2 separate regions of the Homo sapiens genome follow, and region 2 is linked to region 1. A link is a contact called in ENCODE Hi-C or POLR2A ChIA-PET data. All regions are on one chromosome and are shown on one strand. The core of a region is the stretch at or near the end of the contact, and the rest is flanking DNA. Distances in the headings are between cores, read along the strand shown.

Evidence for each region. Hi-C counts contacts between places; a loop is a spot of excess contacts on that map. ChIA-PET counts read pairs that join two places held with the same protein, here RNA polymerase II (POLR2A). Pooled maps may share reads with other maps.
Region 2: a loop to region 1 is called in a pooled map of ovary, with 1.9 times the contacts of the local background. The contact joins the promoter of ELSPBP1 here to the enhancer-like site in region 1. A Hi-C loop is called at or near these places in 1 of 168 maps with a recorded cell type or tissue (IMR-90) and 1 of 50 pooled maps. POLR2A ChIA-PET finds 5 or more read pairs at or near these places in 1 of 52 experiments (activated naive CD8-positive, alpha-beta T cell).

Annotation. Positions count from the first base shown.
Region 1 is chr19:47,890,767-47,895,725 of GRCh38, reverse strand. No RefSeq gene overlaps it. Among named protein-coding and RNA genes, the nearest start is that of SULT2A1, 6.9 kb to the right of the region's middle. Within about 2 kb of position 3,390, at least 6 of the 41 ENCODE cell types and tissues checked have a DNase peak (open chromatin) inside an H3K27ac peak, as active enhancers do.
Region 2 is chr19:47,991,603-47,996,916 of GRCh38, reverse strand. ELSPBP1 (epididymal sperm binding protein 1) reads right to left here and starts at 2,285. Exons shown (of 7, transcript NM_022142.5): 1 at 2,106-2,285. It overlaps BSPH1 (binder of sperm protein homolog 1), which reads left to right and starts at 4,747. Exons shown (of 6, transcript NM_001128326.2): 1 at 4,747-4,908. The coding sequence starts at 4,836.

The DNA of each region.
Region 1 (4,959 bases), core at 2,141-4,640:
GCCCTTCTCAAAAAAAAAAAAAAAAAAAAGTCTGCCCTATGGAGTCATAGAACAGAAAACAGTTCTGTGCCCTCCCTTTGCAGGTGGGATGGCGGTGAGGGAGGTTGGACCATGGAAGACCTTGGGTCAGGGAGCCACCTCACTCCCTCCCTCCACCAAAAACAAACAAACAAAAAAAAGTTTGCCAAATCTCTACTTTAAGCCACTAAGTTTGGGGGTGGTTTGTTAGGTACTAGTAAAGAAAACAGAACATTAATAATTTCACAATCTGTATTTTGCAACTGAAGGATACTGAAAAATTGATTTCTAAACTAAGTACTATAAAATGTTGCCAGGACCACTTGTTTCTTTCCTAACATTCCTTCCTGGAACAAATGTTCTAAGTTTTCCAATTCCATTAGCAGAATGATGACTCAGCACAAATTCAAAGGACTAAACCTGAGTTTGAATCACAACTAGGTCACTTTCTTTTTTTTGAGACAGAGTCTCACTCTGTGCCCAGGCTGGAGTGCAATGGCACGATCTCGGCTCACTGCAACCTCCGCCTCCCAGGTTCAAGCGATTCTCCTGCCTCAGCCTCCCGAATAGCTGAGACTACAGGTGTGCAGCACCACCATGCCCGGCTAATTTTTGTATTTTGAGCAGAGACAGGGTTTCACCATGTTGACCACGCTGGTCTCGAACTCAGGTGATCCGCCCGCCTCGGCCTCCCAAAGTGCTGGGATTACAAGCATGAGCCAACATGCCCAGCCACAGCTGGGTCACTAACTCTGTAACTAAGGATGAGTTAATTAATCATTTTTTTCCTGCGGGAGAAAAGGGAGCCTAACAGTGTTGTGATTAAGAGCACATGTTCTGGGTTTCAGTTTGAGGTGGGAACTTGTTTGCTGTGTGTTCTTGAGCCCACAACCTAACCTCTCTGTGGTTCAGATCCTGCATCTGTAAAATGAGGAAAATATTATTAACTGCTGCTGGGCACGGTGGCTCACACCTGTAATCCCAGCACTTTGGGAGGCCGAGGCGGGAGGATCACGAGGTCAGGAGTTTGAGACCATCCTGGCTAACACGGTGAAACCCCGTCTCTACTAAAAATACAAAAAAAAAAAAAAATTAGCCGGGCATAGGTGGTGCACGCCTGTAGTCTCAGCTACTTGGGAGGCTGAGGCAGGAGAATGGCGTAAAATCCAGGAGGTGAAGCTTGCAGTGAGCTGAGATCGCGCCACTGCACTCCAGCCTGAGAGACAGAGCGAGACTCTGTCTCAAAAAAAAAAATTAACTGCTTCATAGAGTTCTTAGAAACATTCAAATCATTTAATGTTTTGTAAAGTACTTAGAATGTCTGGCACGAAATAATCTTCATCTAAATGTTTATGGATGAAAAAATACTGACTTTATGGCCGGGCGCGGTGGCTCACGCCTGTAATACCAGCACTTTGGGAGGCCGAGGTGGGCGGATCACGAGGTCAGGAGTTCGAGACCATCCTGGCCAACATGGTGAAACCCCGTCTCTACTAAAAATACAAAAAAATTAGCCAGGCGTGGGTGGCGGGCGCCTGTAGTCCCAGCTACTCAGGAGGCTGAGGCAGGAGAATGGCGTGAACCCGGGAGGCAGAGCTTGCAGTGAGCCAGGTTCACGCCACTGCACTCCAGTCTGGGTGACAGAGCAAGACTCCATCTCAAAAAAAAAAAAAAAAAAAAGAAAAGAAAAGAAAAAATACTGACTTTAGACCGGGTGTGGTGGCTCACCCTTGTAGTCCCAGCACTTTGGATGGCCAAGGCAGGCAGATCACCTGAGGTAAGGAGTTCGAGACCAGCCTGGCCAACATGGTTGAAACCCCATGTCTACCAAAAATACAAAAATTAGCCAGGCATGATGGTGGGGGGCTGTAATCCCAGTTGCTTGGGAGGCTGAAGCACAAGAATGGTTTGAACCAGGAAGTGGAGGTTGCAGTGAGCCGAGATCGCATCGCTGTACCCCAGCCTCGGAGACAGAGTGAAACTCTGTCTCAAAAAAACAAAAAAAGAAAACAAAAGAAATACTGACTTTAAAAGTTCAAAAGTATCCTTTAAGATCTGTGTGTCTCAGTTTCATCATCTGTAAAATAAAGTAAAATAATTTCTTACCCTTCCCATGGTCACTGTGAAAACTAAATAACATAATCTTGTTGTTGGCAGTATTATTATAATTGTCTTTAAAATACATGATTGCTTATATGATTGCTTTTAGAATTTTATAATCTAGTTTTTTGTTTGTTTGTTTTGAGACGTAGTCTTGCTCTGTCACCCAGGCTGGAATGCAGTGGCGTGATCTCAGCTAACTGCAAGCCCCGCCTCCCGGGTTCATGCCATTCTCCCGCCTCAGCCCCCTGAGTAGCTGGGACTACAGGCACCCGCCACCACACCCGGCTAATTTTTTGTATTTTTAGTAGAGACAGGGTTTCACCATGTTAGCCAGGATGGTCTCGATCTCCTGACCTCATGATCTGCCTGCCTCGGCCTCCCAAAGTTCTGGGATTACAGGTGTGAGCCACCGCGCCTGGCCTATAATCTAGTTCTTTTAGAAAGAATGAATGTGAAATGGAAGTATGTGCCCATGTGAAAGATGGCATCTATTCTAAATGTGCCTCCAGGAGATGAACTCTACCCTTCTCTCTGCTGATGACACCAGCATTCACCCGTCCTCTTTGTCTGAATAACAGCTTTTACATCTAAGACAGTGGTTCTCAACTAGGGGCAATTTTTTTTTTTTTTTTTGAGACAGGGTATCACTCTGTCGCCCAGGCTGGAGTGCAGTGGCATGATCTCAGTTCACCGCAACCTCTGCCTCCCGGGTTCAAGTGTTTCTCCTGCCTCAGCCTCCCAAGTAGCTGAGATTACAGGCACCCGCCACCACGCCTAGCTAATTTTTTGTATTTTTAGTAGAGACGGAGTTTCACCATGTTGGCCAAACTGGTCTCAAACTCCTGACCCACCTTGGCCTCCCAAAGTGCTGGGATTACAGGCGTGAGCCACTACACCCAGCCCTGTTGCAGCTTTTTCACTACTGATGTTCAGTGAATGGGAGGGAGTGTTGTAGTTCTTTTACTCCCACCACCAGCAAGCTCCAGGTTCTTGTCCCACAACCAAGAAGAATAAGAAACGTTGACACTGGAGACTGAGTAGGACAGAGTGGGATTTATCAAGCGAAAGTGACAGAAAAGCTCTCAACAAAGAGAGGTGACCCGACAAAGAGTTGCTGGCTGCAGGGCTAAGTTCAGTGGTTTTATGGACTGGGAAGTGGGAGGAGTGTGCTTGACTGGTCTGTGGGCCACTCAGAAAGACACACAACAGTGAAAAGAGCCAATTAGAGGCTGAGGTGAAGGCTTGGCCTGCAACCAATTAGGGGCTGGAGTGATGTTACACTTTATGCAAATGAGGATTTTGCCCACGGCCAATCACAGAAAGATAAGTATATGTAAAATAGGTGAAAGGTAAGGATCAATCCAGAGGAAGCATGTGAAATGAGACAAACATGCATCAAAGGGAGGAAAATGTGTCCAAAAAAGGAGTGGAATTTGTTTATCTAGGTTCACAGAGCAGGCATTTCCATTCAAGGACGCGGGCTGTTTCTTATCTAGGGCCTGTAGCTTGATATTCAGGCTGTTCTTGATTTGAAGAAATTTTGCTGATGTGAGCTCTTTCTTATCTGGGGCCTGCAGCTGGATTTTCAGGCTGTTCTTCGTTTGAAGGAGTTTTACCAAGGACTCACCCTAACTGCCTGTCTGACCACTTTCTTCCTACCTCCTCTCTCACTATCCACAGCCCTGATCTCAGCCCTGGGGGGACATTGACATCTTCTCCCAGATCAGCTCCTCAGAGGCCTCACTCTGGGCCACAGCTGAAGTGATTCTTCCAGCTCCAGAGATTACTGCCAGACATGGAAAGAACCCAAACCAGATGCTGGAGATAAGATCTCAGGAGCTCATCCCAGCCAATCTGCCAGTGCCCACGTGGAGCCATGTTTAGGTTTTATCTATTCATTTTATAATGAAATGTCTCACACATATAGAAAAGCAGGTAAACAGGCTGGGCACGGTGGCTCAGGCCTGTAATCCCAGCACTTTGGGAGGCTGAGGCAAGCAGATCACTTGAGGTCAGGGGTTTGAGACCAGCTTGGCCAATATGGCAAAACCCCATCTCTACTAAAGATACAAAAATTAGCCAGGTATGGTGGTGCCTACCTGTAATCCCAGCTACTCAGGAGGCTGAGGCAGGAGAATCACTTGAACCCAGAAGGTGGAGGTTGCAGTGAGCCGAGATCACGCCATTGCACTCCAGCCTGAAAAACAGAGTAAGACTCTGTCTCAAAAAAAAAAAAGAAAAGAAAAGCATGTCAACAAAACTCTTTAAGGCTATCATTTTGCCCTATGGCTTCAGATAAAGACTCCAGTGAGAAAGTCAAAACACAATTGAGGCTTCTTCTAAAGTCTTTCCTGAGTCTGCTGCTCTGCTCCCCTTTCCAGAGGTGAAATTGTTCTGCAACTTCCTGCCCGTGGTGTTTACGATCATGGCACCTCTCCCCACTGCTCTGTGCCTGTGAACGTGGCCTGAGCACCATCTCTTCATAATTAGGAATCTGCCTGTTCCTCTAACATTCTGTGCTGAGTGTGTGCAGGCTGACAGATGTAAGTCCCATTCATTCATTCATTCATTCATTCATTCAACTATAGTGTCATCTTCCACATATTCTATAACTTATCCTGTGTTTTAAATTAATCATTCATCCCCAAATTCAACTGGTTTCCCATTTTTCACGGTTGCAATGTTGAAATACACATTTTTTTTTCGAGTTTCCTTGTCCATGTATGAAAATGTCTCCAAGGACATATATCTCTGCAAGTTTCAACTCCAGTTACTTTCTGAAACTCTCCTCCAATACCACCATGCAAATGAACAGATCCCCCAAATTCGAACGGCCTG
Region 2 (5,314 bases), core at 1,036-3,535, 100 kb before region 1:
CATTAATGATGACGATGATGATGATGATAACATTCATTCACCATGCTAGACCGGCAGTAATTAATTAATTAAGCAAACATTTTGAGAATGTTCTAATTCTCTTCTTTTACTTTTGTTATTTATTGGCTTTCAAACTTTCCTGAAAATATTACCTTCTGAGAAATTTTTTCTCTGCTTAATGATACTCTTCATTGTTAATATTCCCTCATCCATCCATCCATCAACCATCCCTTTACCAACTCTTCTTTCATCATCCATCCATCCACCCATCCACCCATGTATCCTTCCACCCATTCTTACATCCATTCCTCCATCTATCCATCTTTTCATCTATCTTCTTCCATCATCCATACATCCATCCATCAATTCATCCACCCATTCATCCTTCCACCCATTCTTCCATCTGTCTATCAATTCTCCCATCCTTTTGCCCATCTTTCACCAGCCATCTATCTATCCACTCATCTGTCCATTCATTTATCCTTCTATTCATCCATTATTCATTGAATCCATCCTCTTATCATCCATCCATCAATCATTCATCAAATAAGTATTTAAGAAACCCACCATCCATAAGAAACTGTGTCAAGTACCAAGAGGAACCATACATGATTTCTGCCTTCAACAATCAGAGATAAATCGTTTCATCCATCCTTCAGTTTATTCATCCACTTCTCATCCATCCTTCCATCCATCCATTCTTTCACTGTTCATCCATTCTTCTATCCACCCATCCTTCCTTTCATTCTTTAATCTTCCTTCAATCCACCACCCATCCAATGAGTATTCAAGAACCCTATCATCTATAAGGAAATGTGGTGGGTACCAAGAGGAACCAGATATGATAGCTGTCTTCAAACAGCTATAGATAAGACATTGGCACCAATATCTACCACCCAACATGGAAAATAATGGCAGATACAACTGGTAGTATTAAGGCCCTGATAGGGTGCCCAAGAGGCAGCTTAGCCCACAGCCTCTGCCCTCTCGTTCTCTTAAGCCAAAATAATTTCACAGTGGAGCGGTGAGAAGATAATAGCACCCAACCAACCAGGGTTCAAATCCTACCTCTCCCATGTTTCAACTGGGTGGCCTTGGGAAGGTCATTTCACCTCTCTGAACTCCAAGTCAGTATTCCTATCTGTTTAGTGGAGATAAAACCTAAACTATAGAAGCCATTGTGAATAATTACAGGCACACATGGGGCTGTAAAGTCACTGAAGTATAGTGTACCTTCAAAATAATGAGTCCTTCTGCTTCTCAGCAGCAAATGACCCCAGATCTGAAACAAAACTTCAGTGTAAGCCTTCCCTCCACCTCTAGGCGCACACACACACCTCTTCTATTACATATTTAGGCTGCCTTTGGAGGGAGAAGCAACAGGATCTCAGTAAGCTCTTTTTGAATCTCAACTTTCTTTTTCCTAAAATAGGGAGAGTAAGCCTTACCTTGGAGAAATGGTCCAAACATTGACAGAACCATGAAGATTTTAATCCACTACCAAGAATTTAATAAGTAATTCACCCAGTCTCTTAACAGGTAACTTGTTCCCTTTTCTTCAGTTTCTTCCCTAAGCTTGGGATTCAGGCAACCTTCCTTAGCATTACATCATTCATAGAATCTGGTTTAACCCATTTCTTTGAGTTTATTAACAGAGAAAGGACCTCACCCACAAGACCACCTTCCCTACTTTCTCTGGCTGTCCCCTTCCAGAACCAATATGGCAGCCACCAGCTACTTCTGGTTCTTGAGCACTTGAAATGGGAAAGTTCAAATTGTTCTATGTTGTAAGTGTAAGATACCTATTGATTCTGAAGACAAAGTATAGGGAAAAAATGTAAAGTATCTCATTAATAATTATTTGTATTCATTATGTGTTGAAATGATAATCGTTTAGATATACATGGATTCCACAGAACATGTTATTAAAATAAATTGCACTCTTCTTAGTTTTTTAAAGTGCTTCTGCTATAAAACTTACAATGATTTATGTGGCTCGTATTATATTTCTAGTGCACCATGATGCTCTAGACCTTCCTTCTTTGCTATGGGGGCCCTAAGACCCCACTTGTCACACCCTCCCAAGTTTCCGGGTCAAAATGTACCTTTGAGAGAGTTCTTCTGGGCCCTGGCTCTCTCCACGATCTCTCTTTAAGGTTCTGCTCCCAAGAGCTCTGGATTATCTGGGGATTGGTTGAATGGCTTTGGCCCCAGCCTGTCTGTAGGACACAAAGGCAGCTTCTCAAAGGAGGGTTCTTCATCAGTGGTTACTGTCAGAAGGCAGTCTGGATGAGATCAGCTGTGGTTAATTTATGATGTCTGGAGATAAGCCCATGCATATCCACGAGGCCCATAAAATTCAGTCAAGTGTACACAGAAGGGGCCTTGCGGGGGCTGGGGTCAGGGACAAGAATATCAATGAACAGAGGAGGGAACGTTCCCAGAAATTCAGCTATGAGGAGCTGGAGAGGTTTCAGCTGAACAATGAAAAAGCCCTACTATTTTCTTTTCTTTTCTTTCTTTCTTTTTTTTTTTAGATAGAATTTTGCTCTGTTGCCCAGGCTGGAGTGCAATGGTATGATCTTGGCTTACCACAACCTCCACCTCCCGGGTTCAAGCCTTTCTCCTGCCTCAGCCTCCCAAGTAGCTGGGACCACAGACACATGCCACCACACCCAGCTAATTTTTGTATTTTTTAGGAGAGACAGGGTTTCACCAGGTTGGCCAGGCTAGTGTCAAATTCCTGGCCTCAGGTGATCTACCCACCTTGGCCTCCTAAAGTGCTGGGATTACAGGCATGAGCCACTGCACCCAGTCCACATTAACCTGCTAAGGGATTTTTGGATCTCGTATGGCTAATAATAAAGGGAAACTGATTGAAGAAATACTTGCAGAATGGGAAACTGATGACATGCAATGCAGTGAAGAGTGACATGAAACAAAGATGTTAAAGGGGAGAATGGGTGGCTCCGCAAATGTACAATGTCTTAGCACACTTGGTCTTCATAAAGTATCAATAATAATAGCAAAAAGGCAGTGTGCCAGAGACCACCCATTATGTTGTAGAATATAATCAAGATCTGTAAAAGATGTTCAAACAAGAAGGAAAGAGGTGCCAGGCACAGTGGCTCATGCCTGTAATCCCAGCACTTTGGGAGGCCGAGGCCGGTGGATCACCTGAGGTCAGGAATTCAAGACCAGCCTGGCCAACATGGTGAAACCCCATCTCTGCTGGGGTCTGCTGGCACACCCCAGCACACCCCAAAAATAAAATTTTTGTATTTTTGTAAAAATACAAAAATTAGCTGGGTCTGCTGGCACACGCCTCTGGTCCCAGCTGCTTGGGAGGCTGAGGCAGGAGAATCGCTTGAACTCAGGAGGTGGAGGTTTCAGTGAGCCAAGATCACGCTACCGCACTCCAGCCTGGGAAACAGAGTGAGACTCCATGTAAAAAAAAAAAAAAAAGAAAAGAAAGAAAAAAAAAGAAAAGAAAAAAGAAATGTTAGAAATAAGTGAAGGCAACAGTCATTTCCAAAAACTAGGATTCCTCAAAGGTATTTTTAAAGTCTTGGATAGGCTTTTATTTCATAAGAGTTTCTAATTTGATAGTTGCTGACATTTTTGACAGTTTAGTTGGGGGGAGGGCTTTCTTTTGACACTTTTTTCCAAAGGAGATTCCATCTTACTGAGAAAAAAAAATGGAGATGAAAAGATAGCCCGTTTTCCACAATTTTTTTCTGAGACAGGGTCTCACTCTGTTGCCCAGGCTAGAGTGCAGTGGTGCGATGATAGCTCCTGGCAGCCTCAAACTCCTGGGCTCAAACGATCCTCCTACCTCAACCTCCCAAAGTGCTGGGACAACAGGCACATGCCACCATGCTCGGCTAATTCGTCAATTTTTTTTTTGTAGAGATGGGGGGTCTCATTATGTTTCCCAGGCTGGTCTCAAACTCCTGGTTGCAAACGATCCTCCTACCTCAACCTCCCAAAGTGCTGGGACAACAGGCACATGCCACCATGCTCGGCTAATTCGTCAATTTTTTTTTTGTAGAGATGGGGGGTCTCATTATGTTTCCCAGGCTGGTCTCAAACTCCTGGTTGCAAACGATCCCCCTACCTTAACCTCCCAAAGCACTGGGATTGCAGACGTGAGCCGCTGTGCCCAGCCCCTCTTCTAAGAATAGTAACTAAGGGCCAGGCGTGGTGGCTCACGCCTGTAATCCCAGCACTTTGGGAGGCCAAGGCAGGTGGATCACCTTGTTTGAGATCAGCCTGACCAACATGGTGAAACTCTGTCTCTACTAAAAATACAAAAATTAGCCAGATGTAGTGGCAGGCTTCTGTAATCCCATTTACTCGGGAGGGTGAGGCAGGAGAATCGCTCGAACCTATGAGTCGGAGGTTGCAGTGAGCCAAGATTGCACCATTGCACTACAGCCTAGGCAACAAGAGCAAAATTCTGTCTCAAAAAAAAAAGGAACAGTAACTAAGAACACGTTGGGTTTCAGAATTCAGGATTAATCTGATTTTTCTTTTTTAAATACTTTTATTTATTTATTTATTTATTTCATAGTTGGAAATGTAGGTGTCCATAAGGCTGCACCACTTGTTCCTCAGAACTTCAAAGCCATCTGCAGCCCATTAGGTTAATCACCAAGGGCCTCCAGAGAACAGTGGCCCACACTGAAGGTTTGTGGAGCATCAACAAAGGTGCTTATATTAGGGAAGCAAACCTGCTTTTCCAAGAAGCCTCCCTGGGCCTCTCCAGGGGATTCTTGAGCCCTGGCTGACAAAGACCAGGAAGATCTGAGATACCGGGAAGCCTGTGACTGCCCATGGGCTCCCTGATGCTTCTCTTCGTGGAAACGACGCGAAATTCCTCAGCTTGCATCTTCCCTGTTATTTTAAGTATTTCTTTTTCTATATTTCTTCCTATGCAAGGTAGATAGCTTAACTTTGGAGCAGAGTGAGAGCAAGGAAGGAGGGAGAAGGTGGGGATGAAAGATGAAAGAAGAGGAGGAAGGGGAAGAGGGGAAGGAGGAGGAAGGAGAAGAGGCAGGGAAGGAGGTGGAAGAGGGAAGAGGAGGAAGAGAGGAAGGAGGAGGAGGGGAGAAAGAGGGAAAGGGGGGAGAAGGGGGGAGGAGGTGAAGAAGGAAGAGGAGGAGGGAGAGAAGGAGGGGAATGAGGGAGAGTAGGAAGAAGGAGGAGGAGAGGAGGAGGGGAGAAAGAGAAGGAAGAGGAGGAGGGGGAGGAGGAGCAGACGGAGGAGGAGGGGAAGGAGGAGGAGGAGGGAAGAGGAGGAAGAGGGGGAGGA